Linked DNA regions of Homo sapiens: region 2 is linked to region 1. Evidence: chromatin loops called from intact Hi-C (ENCODE). Cell type or tissue: endothelial cell of umbilical vein. All regions are shown on one strand. Links, peaks and the distances in the headings refer to the core of each region. The heading gives the core; the rest is flanking DNA.

Evidence for each region. Hi-C counts contacts between places; a loop is a spot of excess contacts. Peaks named below come from ENCODE experiments on the same cell type or tissue, not always from the same donor. Only the 100,000 strongest peaks of a DNase experiment are listed, where the experiment ranks them.
Region 2: a loop joins it to region 1, with 11 times the contacts of the local background. A loop is called at or near these places in 9 of 110 quality-filtered maps.

What each region holds. Positions count from the first base shown.
Region 1 is chr6:137,307,600-137,320,078 of GRCh38, reverse strand. It overlaps LOC105378017 (a long non-coding RNA gene), which reads left to right and starts at 5,964. Exons shown (of 3, transcript XR_943043.1): 1 at 5,964-6,075; 2 at 11,523-11,653. RefSeq lists an enhancer at 4,389-4,989. In endothelial cell of umbilical vein, for the core only: a CTCF peak has its summit at 5,581 (motif pointing right); a DNase peak (open chromatin) is centred at 5,638.
Region 2 is chr6:137,129,669-137,142,147 of GRCh38, reverse strand. No RefSeq gene overlaps it. Among named protein-coding and RNA genes, the nearest start is that of IL22RA2, 38 kb to the left of the region's middle. In endothelial cell of umbilical vein, for the core only: no CTCF peak of the experiment used is centred there; a DNase peak (open chromatin) is centred at 5,887.

The DNA of each region.
Region 1 (12,479 bases), core at 2,322-10,321:
CACAAACACACACACACACACACACACACACACACTGAACCTCAATTTCAGCAATGTCTTTATTAGTATATGGTTACTGCTGTGATTAGAAATACATTTTCTCACTTTGTGTATGAACAGGAAAGGTTTTCGAATCACAGGTATGAAATGAGAAATAATATTTAAACATTGAACTGCTTCATATTGTAGTTGATCTCTAAGCTCCTGCTCATAAACCAGATGAATTATAATTTTATTGGAAAATAAACCAATGTCTTTTATACCTAGCCAGAAATACTATTTATTGTAATAGGTTTCATGTGAAATTAAGACAATTATTTTAGAACTGTTGAAATCTGACAACTATTCTATATTCATAGCCCTTAACATTCAAATATAAATTACTGATAGTTAAAAACAGATAATAAACATCAACATTTCTAGAAAAACAGCCCATATAAATATAAAATCATAATTTTATATTTTGAAGTGATTTTCTATAAAAATTTTAAATCTTTTATGGCAAGTTGAGCCCATATTTCATTTGGCTACACCTTAGTATGCATAAATGGTTTTTGCAACACCCTACTAACCTTGGTTTGTCATTTTAATTTTTTACACATTTTCCTCTCCTGTTTAGTACATTTTCCATCTTATTAAATTTTACTCTGCACAGTTACCAATGCAAATGACAGCCTAATTGTTTTTCATACATTAAAAATGTTCATCAATGTCGTTTGAACCTAAAATTAGAAAATCATACTCTAACATAGCCTCCATGTGTTGGTGACGTTTATTCTTTTGTGTCTTAGCCTTTCTCTGTGATGGACATATGATCACAAATGTTGCTGCACAGAAACAATAACACAAGAATTAGATAAATGACAGATGACAATTTCAAAATGAAAAATATCAAATATTTCTAAAAGCTACTTGGTAGGATTTTTTTTACTGCTGTAACTGTAACCAAAACTCTGAGAAGCATTTTTGGAAGCCCCAGTTACCAGTATGAAAGCCACCAGAATAGAGTCTTGTACATGCCACAACCCCGAACTCTCATTCCGTCATCCTGGGGAGGTCTGAGATCCCAGCAGAGATGGTCTGGTGGCCAGTGACCTTCTATTTGATTTGGTGCAGAGGGACTGAGCATCTGGAGGCCAACCACGTGGCCTGGGCGTCCCACTCAAACTTGCTAGCTGCAATTTCCTCATCATCGAGGACTTTCTATCTTCTGAGGTTGGATACAGAGTCCCCAGGAGTCCCGGTAGTGTTCAAGATGACACAAGTCTGAGAGGACATGAGCTGAGCCAGGCACACCAGTGACCTGCAGGCCTGCACACCCAGCTTTGACCAGGGTGGATCCACTTTTTTCAGTTCTTTTCCATATCAGATTTTTTTTTCCAGAATGAAGTGTCCTGTGGCCTTTAAAGAGTTTTGTTTTGTTTTGTTTTGTTTTGTTTTAAGACCTGAATATAGAGGCCTTCCAGCTCTGGGATTATGTAACTCTAGGAATAAAATCATAGTTCTTACAGCTGAAAGAATACAATAAGACAAAGTAGAATAGGCAAAAAACCTGAGGTGGAAAATCTGGCCTCCGTGTTGTCCCTTAAACAGGCTCACCGTCCTTCCAATGGGTTCAATTATTTGCTACTGAAGAAATCATTCCGTATGTTCCCCTGTCTGCAAACACACGGGCCTGAGATCCCCTAAGTAAGAACACCAGTGGCAAGATGAAGACACAATCAGGGACTTGTTCCAACATGGACTCCTGCTCTAAGAAAGCCCACAAAGCTGCTCTCTCTGTTCTGGCCTTGCTGTCTAATACCAAGGAATTTTCATGACATGTTCCAATAGAAATGACCAAAATAAAAATCTCTCTGAGAAAAATGCCGCCCTCTTCTAAAAATTATTGTTGTTGTTGCTTTATCTCATTTTTCTGCTCAATGTTTCTTTCTACCTGAAAACAAATTTTTTAATCTGAAAAAATAATTTGCTTTCAACTCTTTTTGCTACCTCCACCTGTTTCCTCCCAAATCAGGTCTGTGTCAAAAGTTCATTACCAGCAGCCCAAAGAACCGTAGGATTCTCTCACAGATGCACTTTTGCATCTGCCAGTGATTAAGAACAAAGCACAGACGTAAAAGCAACCCAGGTGAGAAAGGGTTACCAGGAGCCACAGAAATAAGCACATCTTAGCAAATATGCTTAACTAACTCCCATCACTGTAAACCTCCCAACTAATTGAATTAAGGTTAACATGAATCTTAACAAGAAGATAAAAAAGAATTGGACTCTGAATAAAATTCTAAATTTACCAGAGTATTTTGGATTATTATCCAAATGAATAGAATGGGCAGGGTTAATAGATTGCTAGATTTGATTTTTGATGGAGTAAAAATTCAACCAAACCAGACCTTGGTCCTCCTGAAGATAAGTGGCTGAATAATACTTGAGAACTTCCCTTGTTTCAGGAACTGTGAGAAGTCTTTAGGTACCTTGAAAGCACAGGTGACTTCTCTATTTGACACCAGTATGCCCTTGAAAAAGTTATTCTGTCTTTCAGCATCACAATTTCTCTCTATGTAAAATGTTGGGAGTATGTAGTGTAACCTAAATACATCACCTACCTCATGCCTGTCACAAAGAACGTTATCTTGAAATTAGTTTTCTTTCAATTCACTTCCTTATGTAATCAATCCCACAGCACCTATGAAACAGGTGTGATCATCCTTTTAAGGATGCACTGGCTGGGCGAGATGGCTCATGCCTGTAATCCAGCACTTTGGGAGGCCGAGGCAGGTGGATCACCTGAGGTCAGGAGTTCAAGACCAGGCAGACACCTGTAATCCCACCTACTACGGAGGCTGAGACAGGAGAATCACTTGAATCTGGGGGGCAGAGGTTGCCATGAGCCAAGATGGTGCCACCTCACTCCAGCCTGGGCGAAAGAGCGAGACTCCATAAAAAAAAGGGGGGGTGCACTGACTTAGGCTTGGGAGAGTGATGAGAATGCAAACATAGGTCTCCTGGAGTCTCCAGCCTGTGATGGCCAACATAATGCAAATTTAGCCTCAACATGTGCATATTTGTGGGGAAGCATGCTATAGTTGAAGGGAGGAAGATGGAAAAGAAGTAGAAAAATATGGAGACATGTAGCTACATGTATGTGACCATATATCCTACATCTGATCTTGGAAGCCATGCAAAATGGCCAAGTCCTGACTGGAGATGTTGCAAGAGAAGCAATGTGGTACACAGTTTTTTGGTTTAAAACAGTGGTTCTGGCAGGAGGTAGGAATTCAGTTCCTCAGAGGACATTGGGCAATGTCTGAAAACATTTTGGTTATTACAGTGGGGGAGGGAGTGTTACTGGCATCTGGTGGGTAGTGACCAGGGATACTGCTAAATATTGTAGAAGGCCCAAGGCAGCCCCTACAACAAAGAATTATGCAGCCCAAAATGTCAGTAGCACCAAGACCGAGGCACTGGTTTCAAATGAAAAGTTCAACAAGAACAATAAAATAGTCTTTTCATGTATTTATTCCTTTTCAGTAATAGTCTTTAAATATTCTGGCAATAATGTCAAATGGAGGTTTGCTCAGTACACTAATTCTGTGAGAAGGTTACAATGTTCTAAGGTGAGAAAAGTATGTGTTTAAATAAATGTATTGTTTCTAATACTGGAATGAAGATAGCCCTGAGATAATTGATACTTAAAGTAGTTATAGGTTTTAAATCACAAAAGGTACTAAAAAACATATTTATAGGCTTTAAATCACAAAAGGTACTAAAAGGTACCAGTCAGTAATGTTGATCTAAAATAAAAGTGTAAAATGTTCTCACGAAATTTTCTTCTGTCAGGAAAATCTGAATTCCTTGACTTCAATTATTTGAATTTTGGGGATTTGGAACAAACAACATCCAAAATCGATCGTGCATCGAACAAAAAGATGTAGGAAAGATAAAGACACAAGTTTAAAATCATTTTAAACATGTGTACTGCTTTAAATGTCTATATTTTGCTCAAACTGGTACCTTCCCTGTAAAACTGACACCGAATCCAAACAAGATGACACAATAATATTCTTCAAAGAATGAAGAGTAGATTCAATATATAGTTTACCTGTGTGTCAAAAAACAAAACTAGCTTGATCATTGAAAACCAACTACTTGCGGAGGAAAAAAATAAAGGCAATTCATTTTCTTATTTCACTGAGTCTTTCTAACATAAAAAAGCATGAAGACTGAGTGTTCAGTAGAGTCTACAATGTTGACCCCAAAGTTCAGGATTGCATTGTTAGGTTTGACTCTGTCTGATGGCAGAAGGGCTTCTGTCTCCCAGCATCTAATAAGGAAAATCAAGTTGTGTTTTCCATGTGGTGACTCCTATCAGCAGAATTTTAAATATACTTTTAATAAAAGCACATGACATGTGAAACTTTATGGTTGGTATGCGTAGATGGAAAACCATTAAAAATGTTTTTAATATGGGAAATTTATGACCACAAAATCAGTATATATCAAAGACTTTGGCCAAGGCATACCAATAAAGCATTCACCTACTGGGTAATGTTAAAACAGGGCAAGATAAAAGTAAAGCTGGTTCATTTCTTCCCATCACAACAAAAAGATTGATAAAGAACATACTTGATATCAAACAGAGCTTCCTGCTGGCTTCAGTTACCTGGGAGTTCGGAGCCTGTGGTTTGAATAATGTTCCGCCTACAATAGGAAAGACAGCAGAAGTGTGGAGAGACTGATGGGGCTTCCTGCAGGCTGAGCTTTTAGAGTTCAAACTCATTCTTTATTCTCGAGTAGAAACGATAACAAATGTGTAAATAAATAGTCACGGATCTTCTGATGTTCCTCTTTTGGTGCTGGGAATTGCATAATGGTTCACCCAGTGGAGATGAGCTGCATTCCTCAAACTGTACTCCAGAGTTATGTAAGTTATCAAAAGAATTGGCAAAGAAGAATTTTTCACAAATTCACCTGAAAATAAATCTCTGTATATGAGATTCCTGAAGAAACAGGGTTTAGACAGTTGGTGCACTGACTAAAGAAAATTTGATCATGAAAAACATAAAATCTGTAATATTAATAGACTTCCTACACAGCATAAGCTATCATTTTAATGACTGTAAGTTTTGTCTCTTTAATTTTGGAAAATATGTTGCCAAAGTAATAAAATCTTAATATAACAATCTAAATTTTAATATGAAATATAACTATACCTGATAGAGGTCATAATTTTTTTTTCCTAAAAGGAATGCCTAAATCACTATCAAAGAGATCTCCTCTTGATCCTCGTGAACTTAGCCATTATTTATCTCATTTTCAAACATATCAGTAAAAACACCTAAGACAATACATTTTGTAATTTCATACATCATTTTCTAATCATTTCTAACCATTGAAATAACAATTATATTTGGCATTCAAGTTTTTGAAATCCACCTTTGTTTCTGTTATTAGCAGATATGCTTTGAGTAATGCACAGAGGGCAATACTCTAACTTCTGACAAATGAGCCTTTAAGTTAAAGGAAGGTGGAGACAAAGAAAATTCTGATATAATTCAAACTGGCTGAGCTATAGAAGCAGTGCCGAGTGACCACGAGAGGGCAGCATCCTCAAATAGTTGTGAGGGGGAGGGGCGGGGGCGGCAGGGATGCAATTTATGGTGGTTAGCTGAACCTGTGTAGAACTTCAAAGTCTTGTACTGTTTTCTAATTCTTCCAGTCGAAACCCAGAAAAGTGAGAACAAGCATTTTTTTTCTCCAACTTAAAAAACAAGTGGAAGAAATTCTAAAGCAGAAATAACAACACTTTACAGCACTTAACCATGTGTCTGGCACTGTTCTAAGGGCTTTACAAATATTTACTCCCTTAGTTCTCCTAAGAACCCTGTGACGTGCACACCATTATTACTCCCAATCTTACAGAAAAGGAAACCGAGGCACGGGGAGTTTATCACTTGCTCCAGTCACATAGCTGCCAATCGGTGGAGTTGGGATGCAGACCACAGCAGCTGGATCTAGTCCAAGCATAAGACTTCTCCAGTGGAACTGAGAATTCCCAGTGGGCCCTCTGTTCTAGTGAGTCATTAAGCCTCTCTGATGAACTCGAAGTCAGATAGTAACTTTCTCCTCTCACTCAATTTTCTTAGAAGATACAATGTGATATTTTTGTCTTATTTTCCATAATAATAACCCATCTGCACTTAAAAAGAAATCCACCGTGTTTCCTTAAAATGCACACTATTACAGGCATATGTGATATATGAAGACTCGTCAAAGAGAATAATGCCCATTTTAGGCTTTGAGTCTTAAGACAGTGGAAACCTAAATGTACACAAAAATAAATAAAGACTCAAGCCTTGGTCAGCACCGGGCTTATAAATTGGTTAAACCAACAGCCTACATATGGGGAAAAATGAAGAATATCTACAAAATAATATATTATTATATGCTCATCATGATATTGAAAAAATTGACTCAAGAACTACTTGAAGGGGATCCCAAGCTAGAAAAAGACAAATCAAATTAATTAATCAATCAGGAGTATCAAATCAAAACAAGTTTTAAAAATAGACTTATAGGAAAGAGGTAGTAAATTCATGTTGAACAAATCTGAACTGTCAAGTAAACCATTCATTCATTCATTCATTCATTCATCTGGAAATTATGGAGAGTTAGGGACAGAAGCAATGACCTCTTCACAAAGTAGAGGCTGAAAGAGGAGTAGGATTTTGCTAGAAGAGGCAAAGAAGGAGAGTGCTTTCTAGGAAAGGGATCAACAAAAACCAAGTTCAGAGATGAGGAAGAGCAGAACGTGTCTGAAGAATGGCAAAAAGCCATAATTAGCTAAAATCTGTGATCTCTGGAGAAAGGTGGGGGAAATGAGCCAGCAAATATAGGGGGTGGAAGGGAGGAAAAATATTTCTTTCCTTCTACTTATCCTAGGTTCATGGCTGAGGCCCTATAACAAAATGAAGATTAACAAAAGAGGCTGGGCACAGTGGCTCACACCTGTGATCCCAACATTTTGGGAGACCAAAGTGGGAGGATTGCTTCATCTGAGGAGTTTGAGACCAGCCTGGGCAACATAGGAAGACACTGTATCTACAAAAATCCAGGAGGATTGCTTGATCCTGGGAGGTAAAGGCTGCAGTAAGCCATGATTGCACCACTGCACCCCAGCCTAGGTGACAGAGCAAGACATTGTCTCAAAAAAAAAAAAAAGTAATGAAAGAAAAGCATAGAAATGTGTTTAATATAAATTGTACATGATACCAGAGCCTTCATAAGGAAATGAAGACCTGAAGAAACAGTTCAACCTGAATGTTTTTTGTTTTGTTTTGTTTTGTTTTGAGACAGAGTCTCACCCTCTTGCCCAGGCTGGAGTGCAGTGGTGGGATCCTGGCTCACTGCAAGCTCCGCCTCCCAGGCTCACACCATTCTCCTGCCTCAGACTCCCGAGTAGCTGGAACTACAGGCGACCGCCACCATGCCCGGCTAATTTTTCATATTTTTAGTAGAGACAGGGTTTCATCGTGTTAGCCAAGATGGTCTCGATCTCCTGACCTCGTGATCCACCCGCCTCGGCCTCCCAAAGTGCTGGGATTACAGGCGTGAGCCACTGCACCCGGACCTGAATGTTTTTTATAGTAGATTTGATGAAGAGTGGACAGTCATGAAGAAATATGACAGGGCAAAAAGAGTATCATCTAATGGTAATAAACTGGAAGAAGTTTATTACCATTAACTGGGAAAAGGCCTGTTTGTTCAGATTCTTCTCTGTTACCCTTCATCTTCAGAGAGAAGGATATTCCTGTCCTCTGGGTATAAGGAAAGCATCTCTCACATGAGAGTCTTATGACCTTATTCAGGGGAGGGTCAGAATATCCTCCCAGGTTTTATGACCGGAAGAAGGCCAGCAGCAGGAGTGGGAAAGCAAGTGAGAGTGACTTTCCCACTTCTGCAGTTTTCTCAAATTACTTCAGCTTAAAATGCCCAATATGCCAAGGTTCCATATTTTGGGATAGTGAGTCCTGAACCCCATCAAGGGCAATGGGATCTTAAGTCTCTGAAACAAAAGTCTTGGTAAGGGACTTGACTTTTATATTGTAGGAAATGCAGAAAATAAGATTAAATTCTGGTGCATATCTAGTGTGCAAGTAAAAGGTTATCTTCAAATGTGTTATTAAGTATTCACATGAAGGATTGAATCATGAGTTCCTTTAGGGTCACAGATGCTGCCCGATCAGGAAAGCAAGCCCACATTTTCAAATGGCTTAATGAATAGGAGCAGCAACAATTAAAAAGAAGTACTGAAAGAGAGGTGAAGAGAGGAGGTGAGTAAGGGCAACTGAAGAACAGGTAATAGAGGTAGTGTCTCCAGAATGCACAAAAGAGGAGATTTAAGCAATGATGGTCTGTTTATCAGTTAATGTCCATCAGCCTCAGACCAGCAAAATGATCAAGAGGACCCAATTACCTAAATCAGACATTTTAAAACATAGGCATGTGCCTCTCAAACATTTTGAGTGCCTACTATGTTCAAGACACTGGACTAGGTGCTAGTTTAATGCAAGATGAAAGAGAGATGATTTCTGCTGCCCAGAAATTTATAGTCTGTATAGGAGCAGGGTGAAGTTGGTCAATAATAAAAATCATTGTACTATAGTCAAGATCTCACGAAGAGCTGTCTGCATAGTTCTATGTAGAGAAATAAGAAACTGGTCATTTAGAAGGATGTTTAGGTTATTTTTTATTATTATTATTATTATTATTATCATTATTATTATTATTTTAGAGACAGGCATTCACTATGTTGCTCCGGCTGTACTCAAAATCCTGGACTTAAGCCATCCTCCCTCTCAGCATCCCAAGTAGCTGGGATTACAGACAGGAGCCACCACGCACAGCAATGTTCAGGTTATTGTTTTCCAGGACTGTCTGGGCCAAGGATGCTATTCGTTCCTCTTCTCTTCTAGAAGATTCTATTTCTCTCTCAAGGTTTATTTCTCTGAAGAGGTTCCTAAATCTTCTTTCACCCCAGCTCTTAATAAAGGCCTAATCAATGAATAAATGAATGAATGAATGAATGAGGAAATTGAATGTTTATGTGACAATTCAGGCCCCAAAAGTTTGCATAATCAAATATAAGAAAAAATCCTGCCTTGCAAAGAAAGTCTTTGTGTCTCTTCTTCCTGCACCAAAAAAAAAAAGTTTAATAATATGCTTTTGTTTTACAAATAGTAAATTTAGACATTTCCTTGAAAGAAAACTGAGTGATATCTATGCAAGCAAAAAAAAAGAGACAGAGAAAAGTGGATACTACACTGAATAGAAAATTGAAAGGCTAGTTTTAATCCTAGCTTGCTACCATCTAACTGGATAAACTTAGACAATTTGAACTAATATTTCCTCCCTGTTTCAACTAGTAGAAAATGTATTAATTAGCAACTTTTTTTTCCGTGGGGCGTGGTAGAGAGAAAAAAAGTAAAAGTCAATTCACAATGATCAGAAATGAAAAAAATAATGAAAATTAAAAAAAAACTTTAGGCACTTTATTACATGTTTGGGTTTAGTGTACCTAGTGTATGCAATATTACTTCATTTTCAAAATTATTCCAACATGCATTGTTCTTGTACTGCAGATGAAGAGTCTGAAATCTAACGTTGTTTGTAGTTACATATTCCCCCAAAGTGGCCAAACTAGCAAAGTAGAGCTATGACATATATATGAGATCTATTCACATAAAAATAAAATGCAAAATCCCTAAATGCAATTTTCTCATTGCATGAGAAAATGATTTGAAAGTTTTTGAGAAAGTACTATAATCAGGTTGACTTTACATATACAGTAATAACACGATGCAGAAAAAAATTATTTTCTCATGAATTTAACAAACAATTGCTAAATAAGTTATTGTGCCAAGGACTGGGGTGCAATACAGTAGAAATTGTGTCCATCCCAGGGAGTTTTCAGTGTAGTGAGAGATGTAAATAAGTAATCAGCCAATTACAATTCAGTGGGGTAAGTATTGATAGAGGGGCGGAGGATACTCTGGGAAAACATAAAATGAGTTCTGAACTCTGTGTGAAGAGTCAGGAAAGCGTTGATGGACCAGCAGAAGTGAGCCAGGTGAAATGTGGGTAGGAGTGTTCCTGAGAGGGGAAAGAAAATGAGCAGAGACCCTAACAATAGAGAAATATGACTTATGGCTTATTCTGGGGAACTAATACAGGTTTCCTGTGCCTAGAGGGTAGGGTTTCAGATGGGGAATGGAGAGGGATGAAAGTAGCAGTAGGTATAAAGGAGCCAGACTAACATGAGCTTTGAAGCCATGGTTAGGAGATTGGATTTAATTCTAAGGCTGCTAAGTATCACCTGACCTGTTTGTGAGTTAGTATGGAGGCTGAATTGGAGAGAAACACAACTGTAGGCAGGCTACCAACTGTGATAGACTCCATTACTTGTTCGCAATTGTTGGCTCCCTCCTGACTCTGAGCACACTCTCCTGTGGGTATAGTATACTGCCCTATCCTAACAACTATGAGCTTGGCCACAGGACTCACTCTGGCCAACAGAATCCTAGTGGACTTAACATATGCCACCTCCGAGCAGAAGTTTTAAGTGTATGTGATGTGGCTCTGTCCTTCCTGAGCTTCTTCCCTTGGCCATGAGACTAGTTAACCTCAAACAGGAACTGCTGCCTCAGCCTGAGCCCTGGAATGACATAAGATGTGGAGCCGAGCCAAAGTCAGGCAAGCCCGGCTAGACTCAGGCAAGCCCCACCCCTCCCAGTCAAACCTGCGGTTAACCTGCTGTCTTCATGTAACACAAACAAGAAATAAATGTTTGTTTGTTCGTTAAACAACCAAGATTTTAGAATTGGCTGTTGTCACAATAATTGCTGACTAATCAATCAGCAATTATCACAAGTGAAATGTGATAATGTGAGAAATGTGATAAATGACTGTGGTATAAATTAAATTGTGACATTAAGGTTGGGAGATTTGAGGGCTACCAAAGGAACAAAACCAAACAGGCCTTAGTAATTTATTAGAGGTAAAAGTGAAAAATATAGAGGAGCAAATCATGATATTGAGATTTCTGTCTCAGTAACTGGGGATGGGAAGCAAAGACATGTTAGAAAATTTTAAATGTTGAATTCTTTAGCAAGTACAAAGAAAATAATGGAGCATAAGTTAACACTGACAAATATTTTAATGCACATTTGTGTGATTATAATTACTAAAGTGACTATCATCCATCTCTGTTAAGCATCTAACAAGTGGAAATAAGCTTAATTTGCATGAAAAGAGGTTATTACACTCAAGAATGACACTTCTGACTAAAAAGGTTGTTAGATATTAGAATGCATTATCCATGGTATTCAAGGAATTTTCTTTTACAGGGAATATTTAGTTCCAGATTAGACATGGAATTTTCAAAATTAATTATGAAGGAAGATTTTTTTTCTAGCAGTGTGATTTTACACTACTCTTTCCTATTCTTCAATGACTTTGCTTAGGTTAATTTTATCTCTCTGGGCCTTCATTTCACCATCTGTAAAACCAAGAAATGGGACTGGATGGTTTTCAAAGCTCCTCACAGTTTGGAAACAGCGAAGCAGACCCCACCAGGACTGTACAACATTATGGAGTAAGCACATAGCCTGGATTATGAAAGGGGTCTTGGGAGGCTTAGGAAAGTTACCTGTATATACTGTCCTTTTTATATATCAATATTGATATTGCCAGAGATAGAGAGAAGACACTGTTTTTAAGCCAGGTTTTTTTTCTGATAAGGAAAAATGTTTAGTTAAAATCATTTTTGGCATAATTAAAATGTGGAAAAAAAAGGGTCAAGAAATGTAATTTTCTGTGACTTTTAAAATATGAATAGAAATCCCAAATATTTAATGCCTTAATCCTTGCTCTATGTGTCAACATAATTAGACTTTACAGTTTGACCTAAGTAGCTACACTTTGCCTTGGAAAAAATATTAGGATAAGCAATATCTATATATGCCTTTAGACCTAACGCAGCATAAAATATGATAAGTAATACTCATAATTATTGGATTTGACAAGTGGGCTGTTTTTACAGCTATGTGACTTCTAAATAACTAGATGCTTTAAGTACAGTTTAACGTTATTAAATGAGATTTTATTTACAAAATGTCTGGCACATAATAAACAATTAAAAAAACCATGTGTCATTAGCACTCTCAGGTCAGGCCTATTGTGGAGCATCTGTAAATGCAGGTGGTGCTAAGTCTGATCACAAAATAACTGAAATCACAGATTACCAATCAGTTAACAACACTTATTGGGTACAGAGTCCTGCAAATTCAGACACTGTTATGCAGAAAGGAAGGAAGTTCATGTTAGAAAATAGACTAAGCTATATGAGACCCAAGAGGAAGTTAGGCTATAAAATGGAAACACACACACACACACACACGACGGTTTCTGATCACGGAGTT
Region 2 (12,479 bases), core at 1,395-9,394, 180 kb after region 1:
GCTGGATGCTTCCTGCCCTCGAATATCAGACTCCAAGTTCTTCAGCTTTTGGACTCCTGCACTTACATCAGTGGCTTACCAGGGGTTCTCAGGCCTTCAGCCACAGACTGAAGGCTGCACTGTCACTTTCGAGGTTTTGAGACTCGGACTGGCTTCCCTGCTCCTCAGTTTGCACACGGCCTATTGTGGGACTTCACTTTGTGATTGTGTGAGTCAATACTCCTTAATAAACTCCCTTTCATATATACATCTATCCTATTAGTCCTGTCCCTCAGGAAACCCTGACTAATACACCCTATAGGCAGATGAGCCTATTTTACCTGGGGTTAGATCAAAGTTGTTTGAGGGAAGGGGCAACAGAAGAGAGCTAACTTCTCATGTGCCAATGAGACCGAAGGAAAGATTCTAATGGACACACAAGATGCAATACAGAAATCTGGAGAAATGGTTCAATAGGGAACACACAGCTCCTAGTGAGGATTAAGCACCCCCAGTCCCTACCTTCCCCTGTGAAGACAGGGCTGTGGCTACTGCCGGTTGCTTGGAATAATGCTCTGGCAGGTGAGAGGCCCTCTTTGCCATCCTCACAGGGATTTGCAGCCCCTGGGTTCTCCCTCACCCATCTTTTGAGGGATCTCGCCAAAGGTCTGCCTGCTCACAGGAGCAAGCAAATGGTGACAAACAGTCTCACCGCAATCCTGCAAACTGGCTGTGAGAGAGGATACAGTGACGGTAGTTTCCTCAGGCATATTTCTCATCAGGTTTAGGCCTTGGCCTGCCCAAGGTGACACTTGCACATACTCTGTTTTCTCTTTCTTCATACTGCCTACAAGTCATGATTGTTTCTACTTTACAGGTGAGCCTCTGATGGGTTAAGTGATTTGCCAAGGTCTGGAAACCATATCTGTCTAATTCCACAGCTTATTCTCTTTCTATCAGACCCTTTAGAACTTCCTCTCAGCCTTTGTACATAGAGATTTCCCTTTAGTCTCTTAATTAAAATTCCTTTTTCAAATGTCAGTTTTGCCCTGTTGAACTCTGGGACTCTTCTTCCCCTTTAATGTCAGTATGTTGAAGGGTGAGTATTAAGAGAGCATGGGACAGGGAGGCCTGATAAAGCAGCTGTTCAGCTGGTGGGTGGCTGTCTGCTCTCAGGGACAAAGAAGAGCAGTGCCTTAAAGAGCCTATTTGTTGGCCAGGCGCGGTGGCTCATGCCTGTAATCTCAGCACTTTGGGAGGCCGAGGCGGGCGGATCACGAGGTCAAGAGATTGAGACCATCCGGGCCAACGTGGCAAAACCCCGTCTCTACTAAAAATACAAAAATTAGCTGGTGTGGTGGCATGCACCTCTAATCCCAGCTGCTCGGGAGGCTGAGGCAGGAGAATTGCTTGAATCCGGGAGGCGGAGGCTGCAATGAGCCAAGATCATGCCACTGCACTCCAGCCTAGTGACAGAGCAAGACTGTGTCTCAAAAAAAAAAAAAAAAAAAGAATCCATTTATCCAGCATGAATGGAGGTACATATGGATGCTCCTCAGCTTATTGTGAGGTTACATCCTGATGAATCCATCGTAAGTCAAAAAACCTTAAGTCGAACCTTATTAAGTTGGAGGCCATATGTACTCGCCAGAAAGAGCTCTGAAGTCTACACAATTACTGGAAAACATTCACTCATTGGTAAATTCCATATCTAACTAGCTTTTTTAAAAAAAAATTGTATTGTGTATATTTAAGGTATAAAACGTGATGTTATAAGATGCATGTGTGTAGTAAAATGGTTACTATAGTGGAACAATTTATTAATCTTCTCAGTTACCATTTGATATAGTTTGTCCCCTCCAAACCTCATGTTGAAATGTGATCCCCAGTGCTGGAGGTGAGGCTTGGTGGGAGGTGTTTGAGTCCTGGGGGTGGATGTTTCATGAATGGCTTGCTGCCCTCTTTGCAGTAATGAATGGGTTCTTGCTCTGTTTGTTCACATGAAAGCTGGTTCTTAAACATCCTGGGACCTCACCCCTTGCCCTCGCTCCCACCTTCATCATGCAACACACCTGCTTCCCTTCACCATGCGACACACCTGCTTCCCTTCACCTTCCACCATGATTGAAAGCTTCCTGAAGTCTTCACCAGAAGCAGAAGCTGCACGGTTTGTGGAACCATGAGCCTCTTGTACGGTTTGTAGAACGGTGAGCCAAATCAATCTCTTTTCTTTATAAATTACCTAATCTCAGGTATTCCTTTACAGCAATGCAAAATGAGCTAATATACCATGTTTCTCCTTGTGGCAAACAGCTATAATATACTTAGTTTAGAAAAAATCCTGTATATAACACTATTATTAATTTTAATCCACATGTTGCTGTACAACACATTTTTTGACTTGTTTATTCTATATATTTGCTACTTTGTAACCTTTTACCTAGATCTCCCCATTCTCCCCTCCCAGACTCCAGCACTGGTAACCCTGTTTCATTCTCTCTATATATTTGATCTTTTGGGAAGAATACCACATATAAGTGAAATTATACAATATTTTTCTTTTTGTCTCTGGCTTATTTCTCCTAGTATAATGTCCTCCAGGTCAATCCATGTTGTGGAAAATAGCAAGATTTCCTCATTTTCCTCTTTTTAAAGGCTGAATAATATTCCATTGTATGTACATATCATAGTTTATCCATTGAAGGACATCTAGTTTGTTTCCATATCTTGGCTATTGTCAATAATGCTGCAGTTAACATAGGAATACAGATATCTTCACGAGGTAATGACTTTATTTCCTTTGGGTATATACCCAGAAGATTAACTGCATATAGTAGTTCTATTTTTAATTTCTTTAGGAGCCTCTGTATTATTTTGCATAATGGCTGCATCAATCTCCATTCCCACATGCACAAGGCTTCCTTTTTCCCTCTCATTAATATTGTTATCTTTTATCTTTTGATAACAGCTATCCTAACAGGTGAGAGGTGGTATCTCATAGTGGTTTTAATTTCATTTCTCTGATAATTAGTAATGTTGGACACCTTTTCAACTAATACTTCCAATGTATCTGCTGTCCATTCTTATGTCATTTTAGATAAATGTCTATTCAAGTCATTTGTCCATTTTTTACTGGGTTATATGTTTTCTTGTTATTGATTTGTATGAGTTCTTTATAAATCTTCAATATCAACTCCTTATTTGATATAAAGTGTGCAATTTTTTTTTCACAATCTGTAGGTTGTCTTTTCATTCTGTTGTCTCATTTATTGTGCAGGAGCTTTTTAGTTTAATGTAGACCCATTTATTTATTTTTGCTGTCGTAGCCTGAGCTTTTGACTTGATATCCAAAACACAAAAGAAATCATTGCCAAGGCCACTGTAAAGGAGTTTTTCCTCTGAGTTTTTTTCCTAAGAGTTTTTTGCTTTAAGGTCTACTGTTTAGGCCTTTTATCCATTCTGAGTTGTTTTGTGTATGGGGTAAGAGTCCAATTTTATTCTTTTGCATATGGAAATCCAGTTTTCATAGCACCACTTATTGAAGAGGCTGTCCTTTCCTCAATTGTTCCTTTTTCATGTCCTTGTCAAAAATTAGTTGACCATATATGTTTGGATTTGTTTATGGGCTTCCTACTCTGTTCCACTGGTCTATGTGTCCATTTTTTCCCAGTAGCATTTTATTTTGATTACTATAGCTTTGTAACATAATTTTAAATCAAAAAGTGTGATATCTCCAACTTAGTTTTTCCTCTCAGGATTGTTCTGGCTATTTAGGATCTTTTGTGATTTTACACAAATTTTAGGATTTGTCTATTTCTGTGAAGAATGACATTGAGACTTTGATCAAGATTGCATTGCATCTATATATTGCTTTAGATAGTATGGACATTTTTAACAATATTCATTCTTCTCATCCATGTGCATGGACTATCTTTCCATTTATTTGTGTCCTCTCCAATTGCATTCATTAATGTTTTATCATTTTCAATGTAGAGGTATTTTACCACCTTGGTTAACTTTGTTCCTAAGCATTTTTTTGATACTATCATAAATGGGATTATTTTCTTGATTTCTTTTTCAGCTGGGTCACTATTTGTGGATAGAAATGCCATGGATTTTCGCATGTTGACTTTGTATCCTGCAGCTTCACTGAGTTCATGTATTAGATCTAATAGTTTTTTGGTGGAGTCTTTGGGGTTTTCTACTTACAAGATCATGCCATCTGCAAATAGAGATAATTTTACTTCTTTCTTTCTGGATTGGATACCTTTTATTTCTTGAGAGTACTTTCAGTACTATGTGGAACAAAAGTTAGAGTGGGCATCCTTGCCTTGTACCAGATCTTAGAAAAAAAGCTTTGAGTTTCTTCACATTGATTATGATACTAGCTGTGGGTTTTTCATAAATGGCCTTTATTATGTTGAGGAAATTTCTTATACCTAAACTGTTAAGAGTTTTTATCAAAAAAAGATGTTGAACTTTGTTGAATGCTTTCCCTGCATCTATTGATATGATCATGTGGATTGTGTCTTTCTACCTGTTAATGTTATGTATCACACTGATTGACTTGCACTGATTGACTTGCATATGCTAAACTAGCCTTCCATGCCAGGGATAAGTCTCACTTGATCATGAGGTATAATATGTTTGGTCTGTTGTTAAATTTGATTTGCTAATATTTTATTAAGGATTTTTGCATCAATGTGCATCCGTGCTACTGGCCTTTACTTTTCTTTTTGTGTGGTATCTTTGCCTGGCTTAGGTATCGAGATGATGTTGGCTTCATAAAATGTGTTAGGAAGTACTCCTTCCAGCTCTGTTTTCGGAAGAGCTTAAGAAATATTGGGGTTCATTCTTCTTTGAGAGTTTGGTAGAATTCAGCTTTAAAGCCGTCAACTGGTCCTGGGTTTGCTTTGTTGGGATGTTTTTAATAACTACCTTAATCTCTTTGTTTATTATTATATTCAGGCTTTCTATTTCTTCCTGATTCAACCTTGGTAGGTTGTATTTGTCTAAGAATGTATTCATTTCCTACAGGTTATCAAATTTGCTGGCATATAATTGATCACAATAGTCCCTTATGATCCTTTTTATTTCTGAGGCATCTGTTGTAATGTTTCCACTTTCATTTCTGACTTTACATATTTGTCTTATTTCTTTTTTTCTTAGTGAGTCTGCCTATGGGTTTGTGAAATTTTTTTTTCAAAAAAATTTTAACCACTTTTCTATTCTCTATTTTATTTATCTCTATTCTCATCTTTATTATTTCCTTCTTTCTGCTAAATTTGGTTTTAGTTTGTTCTTTTTTCTAGTTCCTTGAGGCACAATGTTAAGCTGCTTATTTGGGATTTTTCTTACTTTTTAACACAGGTACTTTTTGCTGTAATCTTCTGCCCTCCTAGAACTGCTTTGGCTGCAATCCACAGGTTTTAGTATGTTATGTTTCCATTGTCATTTATCTCAAGATTTTTAAAAATTTCCCCTTTGACTCATTGGTTGTTCAGGAACAAATGGTTTAATTTCCATGTATTTGTAAATTTTTCAAAATTCTTCCTGTTATTGATTTCTAGTTTCATACCATTGTGTTTGGAAACAATATTTGATGTGATTTTCATCTTCTCAAATTTATTAACACTTGTTTTGTGGTCTACCATATGGTCTATCCTAGAGAATGTTCTATATGCACTAAGGAAGAATGTGTATTTGCTGCTGTTGGATGGAACATTTTATATTTTATATATATATATATACACACACACATACATATATATGTATATATATGTGTGTGTATGTATATATCTGTTATGTCCATTTTGTTTAAAGTGCAGTTCAATTCTAGCATTTACTTATCAATTTTTTGTCTGGTTGATCTGTTCATTGTTAAATGTAAAGTAATGGCGTCCCCTACTGTTACTGTCTATTTCTCTCTACTATTGTTATCTATTTCCCTCTTTATGTTCATTAACATTTGCTTTATGTATTTAGGTGCACCAATATTGGGTACATATATTTAAAATGATTATGTTTTCTTCATGAATTGAGCATTTTATCATTAAATAATGACCTTCTTTGTTTCTTGTAACAGTTTTTGACTTGAAGTCTATTTTATCTACTAAGTATAGCCACTCCTGCTCTCTTTTGGTTGCTATTTGCATGAAGTGTCTTCTTTCATCCCTTCTCTTTCAGCCTACATGTGTTTTTAAGACTCAAATGGGTCTCTTGTAGGCACCATATAATTAGATCTTGTTTTTTTAATCCATTCAGCCACTCCATGTCATTTGATTGGAGAATTGAATTCATTTATAGTTAAAGTACTTATTAGTATGTAAGGACTAACTACTGCTTCTTGTTTATTGTTTTCTGGGTATTTTATAGATCCTTTGTTTTTTTCTTCTTCTCTTGTTTATCTTTGTAATTTGGTGATTTTAGTAGTGCTACATTTTTATTCCTTTGTCTTTATCTTTTATGTATCTGCCATTGCTTTTTACTTTGTAGTTACCCTGAAGCTTACATAGAATATGTTATAGTTATAATAGACTATATTATACTGATAACAACATAACTTCAGTTGCATACAATAGGCTTTTATTCTCCTCCCCCCCTCCAACACACATGATTTATATTTTTATGTCACAATGTACATCTTTTTATATTATGTACTTCTTAACAACTTATTATAGTTACCATTATTTTCAACTGTTTGACTTCTTTTAACCTTCATACCAGAGATATATATAATTTACAAGCACCATAACATTATTGTAATGTTCTGGGTTTGATGATATATTTACTTTTACGGTGAATTATATGTGTTCATACATTTTCACGTTAGTAATTACCGTCTTTTATCTCCACTTGAAGAGCTCCCTTGAGCATTTCTTTTCTAGTGCTGATGAATTCTCTCAACTTTTGCTTGTCTGGGAAAGGCTTTATTTCTCTTCCTTTCTGAAGGACAGTTTTGCTGGGTATCATGTTCTTGGCTGCCAGTTGTTTTCTTTCAGCACTTTGAATATATCATCCCATTCTCTTCTGGCCTGCAAGGTTTCTACTGAGAAATCTGTTGATAGTCTAGTGGTGATTTTTTAAATATGTGACCTTTTGCTTTTCTAGCACTGCTTTTAAAATTCTCTTTTAATAGTTATTTAATTTGGACAGTTTAATTATATTGTGTCTTGAAGAGAACCTACTTGGATATAATTTGTTTAGAGATTTTTAAGCTTCATGGATCTGAATGATAATACGTTTTCCAAAACTTGGAGGTTTTTCAGCAATTTTTTTATTAAATAAACTTTCCACTCCTATCTTTGCCTCTTCACCTTCTGAAATAAACATACTGCAAATGTTTGTTCACTTAGTGATGGCCCATATGCCCTCTAGGCTGTTCTCATTCTTTTTCATTCTTTTTTTTCTCTTTCTCTGACAGGGTAATTTCAAGAAACCTATATTCAAGTTTAGAGATTTTTTTTTCTTCTGCTTGATCTAGCCTGCTGTCAAAGTTCTCTATTGTATTTTTTATTTTATTCATTGAATTCTTCAGCTTCAAGATTTCTGTTTGGTTCTTTTTTAATAATATCTATCTCTTCGTTGAATTTCTCATTCAGATCATGATTTTTTCTGATTGTCTTGAATTGTCTATCTGTATTCTCTTGTATCTCACTAAATTTTCTTAAGATTATTATTTTGAAATCCTGTTTAGGCAATTTGTAAATTTCCTTTGCTGAGGGTCAGTTACTAGAGAATTACTGTGTTCTTTTGGTAATGTCATATTCTTTGCTTTTTCATGGTTCTTATGTCCCTGGGTTGATGTCTGCACATCTGGTGGAGCAATCACCTCTTCCAAACTCTACCAAGTGTTTTTCACAGGAAAAGACTTTCACCAGAACATGGGTCTTAGTGTGCCAGCTGAGAAGGGTATGGTGACTTTGTTTTTAAGTAGATGCAGTGGTATAGCCTCCATGCAGCTGCTTTAGCTGCAATCAACATCAATGATAACTGTGGGTGCCTTGGTGGCTTAGGCTGTAGGAGTTTGTAGTAAGCAGTGATAGTAGCATAGGCTGTTAAGGTCTTCAGTTACAAGTGCTTTGGGTGGCCTCTTGTTCTTGTTTTCCTCACAGCGGGGATTCTTAGTTGAGTGGATCTTTCTTGGTGTCAGGTCTGACACAACCTACAAGCAGCTGCAGTGGCCCTGGGTTCTGGGGCACAGATGCTCAAAGTGACTGTTGCACCAGGGCCCTGGGCTCAGGGTCTCATGAACCTATTAGGGCACCTGGGTCTTAAGGTACAGTTTCTCTCTCTTGAGTCATGGTTAGGTGCAGACTGCCCACAAAGCCGGGGCCTGTGACTCTGAGGCAGGGTACAGCTACAATTTTGGAACCAGAGCCAATAGGGCACAGTGGCAACTCAGGCCCTGGGGATGAGGCATCAGGCAGTGGTGACTCTGGACCCTGGGACAGTAGGACTAGGCAGTATCCCAGACCCTGTGAAGCCAGATCCAGTGGCAGCAAAGATGCCAGAATGGTAGAGTGTTTGGAGTTGCTTGGGCCCTGGGGGGCAGGGAGCAGCACAGTAATGATTCCATTTCCCTGAGTAGGAGGTGTCTTAGTAGCTCAGATTCTAGGGGGCTAGTCCAGTTCTAGGAAATCAAGGTACTATGGTTGTTCAGCCTATAGGAAAAGATATCTCAGTTCAGCCAATGCTGTTTCTCTGGGACGCAGGTACTATATCAGCTCAGCTCTGGGATGAGCCACTGCTCTCTGTGGCTATGGCACTGATTTCTCAGGTGGTAGGGTGCTGCTTCAGCTCAGGTCCAGGGGGCGCACTGCTCAGGGCAGCCAAGGCGCTGTTTCCCTGGGAAGCAGTACACCACTCCAGCTCAAGCCACAAGGGTGGGGCACAGAAGCAACTGGGAGGGGCAGATGGAGAGGCTCCAAGGTAGCTTGGCTCAGGAATGGCAAGCTATCAGGCAGGGGTGGTTCAGTGGTGACAAAACCTCAGGGATGGAAGAGTGCTGTGGCAAATCCATGGAGCAGGACACACTCAAACAGTGGCTCTGGTTCCAAGATGGCACAGTGAAGTAGCTGCATGGACCACAGGGAGGAGGGCACAGTGTTGGCTTCTTCTCTAGGGGAAGTGCAGCTGTGTGGACTCCAGGCAGCTCTCTCAACTAAGCTTAATACGCCCATGAGGACTGCAAAGAACCTCAGTGGTGAGGACTGTAGGTGTTCAAGGTGGTGATGAGGGCTGCTGGGGTCCTCTTGCTTCCCTTTTCCCTGCAAAGAGATATCCCTCCTGGTTCCTTGCTGATCCGACTGGGGTATGGGATGGTGGAGGCAAGGCATTTCCTTTCTTTTTCTGTGTGGCCATCCTGGATTTCTGTGTTCCACGGGGTTTCTGCCACTCCTTTGATGTACTCTGGCATTCTCCTTTAGTTATTTTTATCAGAATGTAGTTGTTTATTTGTTGTTTTTGGCTGTCTTTGTTAGGGGAATGAGTGGGAGAGGCTTCTAATTGGCCATCTTGCTAACATCACTCTCAACTACTTTTAAGGCTATTGTCAATCATTTTTATGGTATCTTGACCTCCAAGCAAAAAAAAAATCGTAATTTTTTTTTGGTAAATTAAGTTCCAATGGTTCCAAGGCAAAAAAAGAAAAAGATAAAACCAGCTTGATAAGATGAAACTAATTTAGGATAAACTCTATCCAAGCCTTTTAAAATCATAACCATCTTGAAATTCTCGCACCAAACTACATGGTTTCCTTAACTTTTTAACTGCCATTTACCCAGAGAAATAAGTTTCCTTAACTTTTTAAACTGCCATTTACCCAGAGAAATAAGTGAACTTGGTGAATAGAACTTTTCTTTATTGTTCTTGTGGATTTTCTTTTATTTTATCCTGCTAGTAAGGATTATGTTCCCTGGAAAGGAAAGTAGACCTTTGTGTCTAAACAATGACAAAAATCACTACATAGTCAATTGCTAGATGTTGCTTAAGCCGAATTACAAAAATTGATCTCTACAAAATGAGGGTTGCCAAGGAGACAAACCTTGCTCCTGATGCTCCAAAGGTATCATTTTTTTCAGCTGGGACCTCAATCTCTTCTAGTACTTCTTTGACAATAGCTAGCCTCTATTTACCATAGCCCCTTGGCCGGATGTGGGGCAGAGGCTGGTCCACTGGCATTCCTTCCCTCTTGGGAACCATTTGCCTTCCTTCTTTCTGACTCTCAGTCGCATACAAAAAGCAGTCAGTTATACTTGACTGACATTCTCACAAATAAGCCTATCCTGCCAGATTTTTGCATTTGGGGCTTTTTATCTGTAAAAGAATAATTTGGAATGAAATGCTTTGCTCTGAGTGAAACTGATTCCAGGCAGTGCTGTGTAACTGGAAATACATGTTTTAAGCAGAAAGGCCCTTCACCCTTCAGCTGAAATGATACTGTGCCCAAGGATGATGGTCCTGGAGATGGGTCTGTTTATTCTTTTTAGGGGTCTGAGAAGATGAGAGCTGGGTGAGAAGAGGCAAATGGTAGATCTACCCCATTTCCATACACATCCCTCATTTCATTCACAGCCCCAAGAATGCGACGTGACGGCCCCCAGAGCTCTGCTGACTCTTTGCCTTCCCTGGCCCTGTTTGCCACCTTGTCAAAGAAGTCTTCCCACCTCCCACCCCATCACACACACAGGGCAATCATCTGGTGGAACTTGACTCAGGTGGATCAATTAGAGCTATTTGAAATACAAACATTGAGATTGGAGAAGAACAGCCAGTTCTCTCCTCTGGAGTCATGCACTGCAAGGATCTGTTAGGCTTAGAGCTGCTGCAGGCAACTTTCTCAGCGTAGAGAGAGCCCAGTAGAGGAGAAAGCCAATGTGAAGGAAAGCAGAGTAAAGATGGGAAGAGACAGATTCCTGATAGTATTCAAGTAAATCCAGCTGTGCTGAAAACCAGCCCACCTTCCGTACTTTGATTTTAAATGAACATATTAATTACTTTTTCCCCTTATTTTACTATTATCTTAAATTTCTATCACTTTCAACCAGAAGATCCTTGACTAATAGAACAAAAAAAAAGTGTGTGTGACATGAATTATGTATTGTATTAACAAAAGTAAAGTTTCTGTGCTCAATTTGCACTAATTGTATCATCTGCATTAAGTTACAGCTTAAACTTTTTAAACAACTTCCCAGCAGATGGAGAAAACCCAGTAGAGAATGAAGCCACTGTAAGTTATGAAGACAAAGTTACAGTTTAAGCTTTTAAAAAAAGACTTTTAAACTGTAACCTCTAAATATTGAGAAGAACATGGCCGGAAAGTTCATCTTTCTGCAGATGATACAATTAGGGCAAATTGAGCACAGAAAAGCCCTACAGAACTATGCTTGGTTATTCTGGTCAGGGTTTTATCAGAGACGATATCAGCCAACATCTACTGTTGTCAGCAAATTCTCATTTTGCTTATATCACATGGTTCAATTCACAGCTTCCTTGGTACTAAATTCTATTTATGTGTTGTATCACATTTATTGACTTGCAAATGTTAAACCATTCGTGCATCCCTAGTTTGAAATCTAGTGTGTAAACCTAGTATGTAAAAAGTACATTTTTACAGCAGTAAATCAAGGTCCCATCTGATAGTCTTCAGAAGTCATGTGGCTGTATGAATACTCTAACCAAAAAACCAATATCTCCCTTTTGTCCTATTAATATAAATTTCAAGGACAAAAGGCAATTTTAGAATGCTCCAAGTTCAGGCCAGAAATATTTACTGACATCCTAATACATGGCCAGTGCAATGCTAGTGACCAAAACTCTATTAAATACACCACAACTACAATGTCTTCAGTATTTATTTCAAATGCTTGCTGCTCTTGCTCTCTCTCCCTTTCTGTTTCTTTCTCTCTCTTTCACACACACACACACACACACACACACACACACACACACCGTATACATACATAGTTAGCATCTGCCATTGTACTCTCCTAGCATGCCATCTCTACTGTTTTGAGAACAGGTTTTGTTAAAATAAAATAAATAAAATAAGACACAATAAAATAAAAAATGGCCCTGCCTCACAATGTAGAATAATAAGGGAGACTTGTTCTTTAGAGGATTCCTTAATCTAAATGCCCACTAAGAACAGGCTTTCTTTCCTGCCTAGTAAAGCCAATACCTGATTAATCATTTCCCTTCATATTTGTGCAAAGAACAAAATTTTACATCATTTAAAATTAATCTGTTTTTGTTTTTTCTCAAAATAAGTGGGTTTCATGCTAGGGATGCAGGGGATGGTTTAACATTTGCAAGTCAGTAATTGTGATACACCACATAAATAGAATTAAAAACAAAATTCATATGATCATCTCAATAGACGCATAAAAAGCATTTGACAAAATCCAGTTTTCCTTTATGATTAAAACCCTCAGCCAAATCGGCATAGAAGGGACATACCTTAAAGTAATAAAAGCTGTCTATGACAAACCCACAGCCAA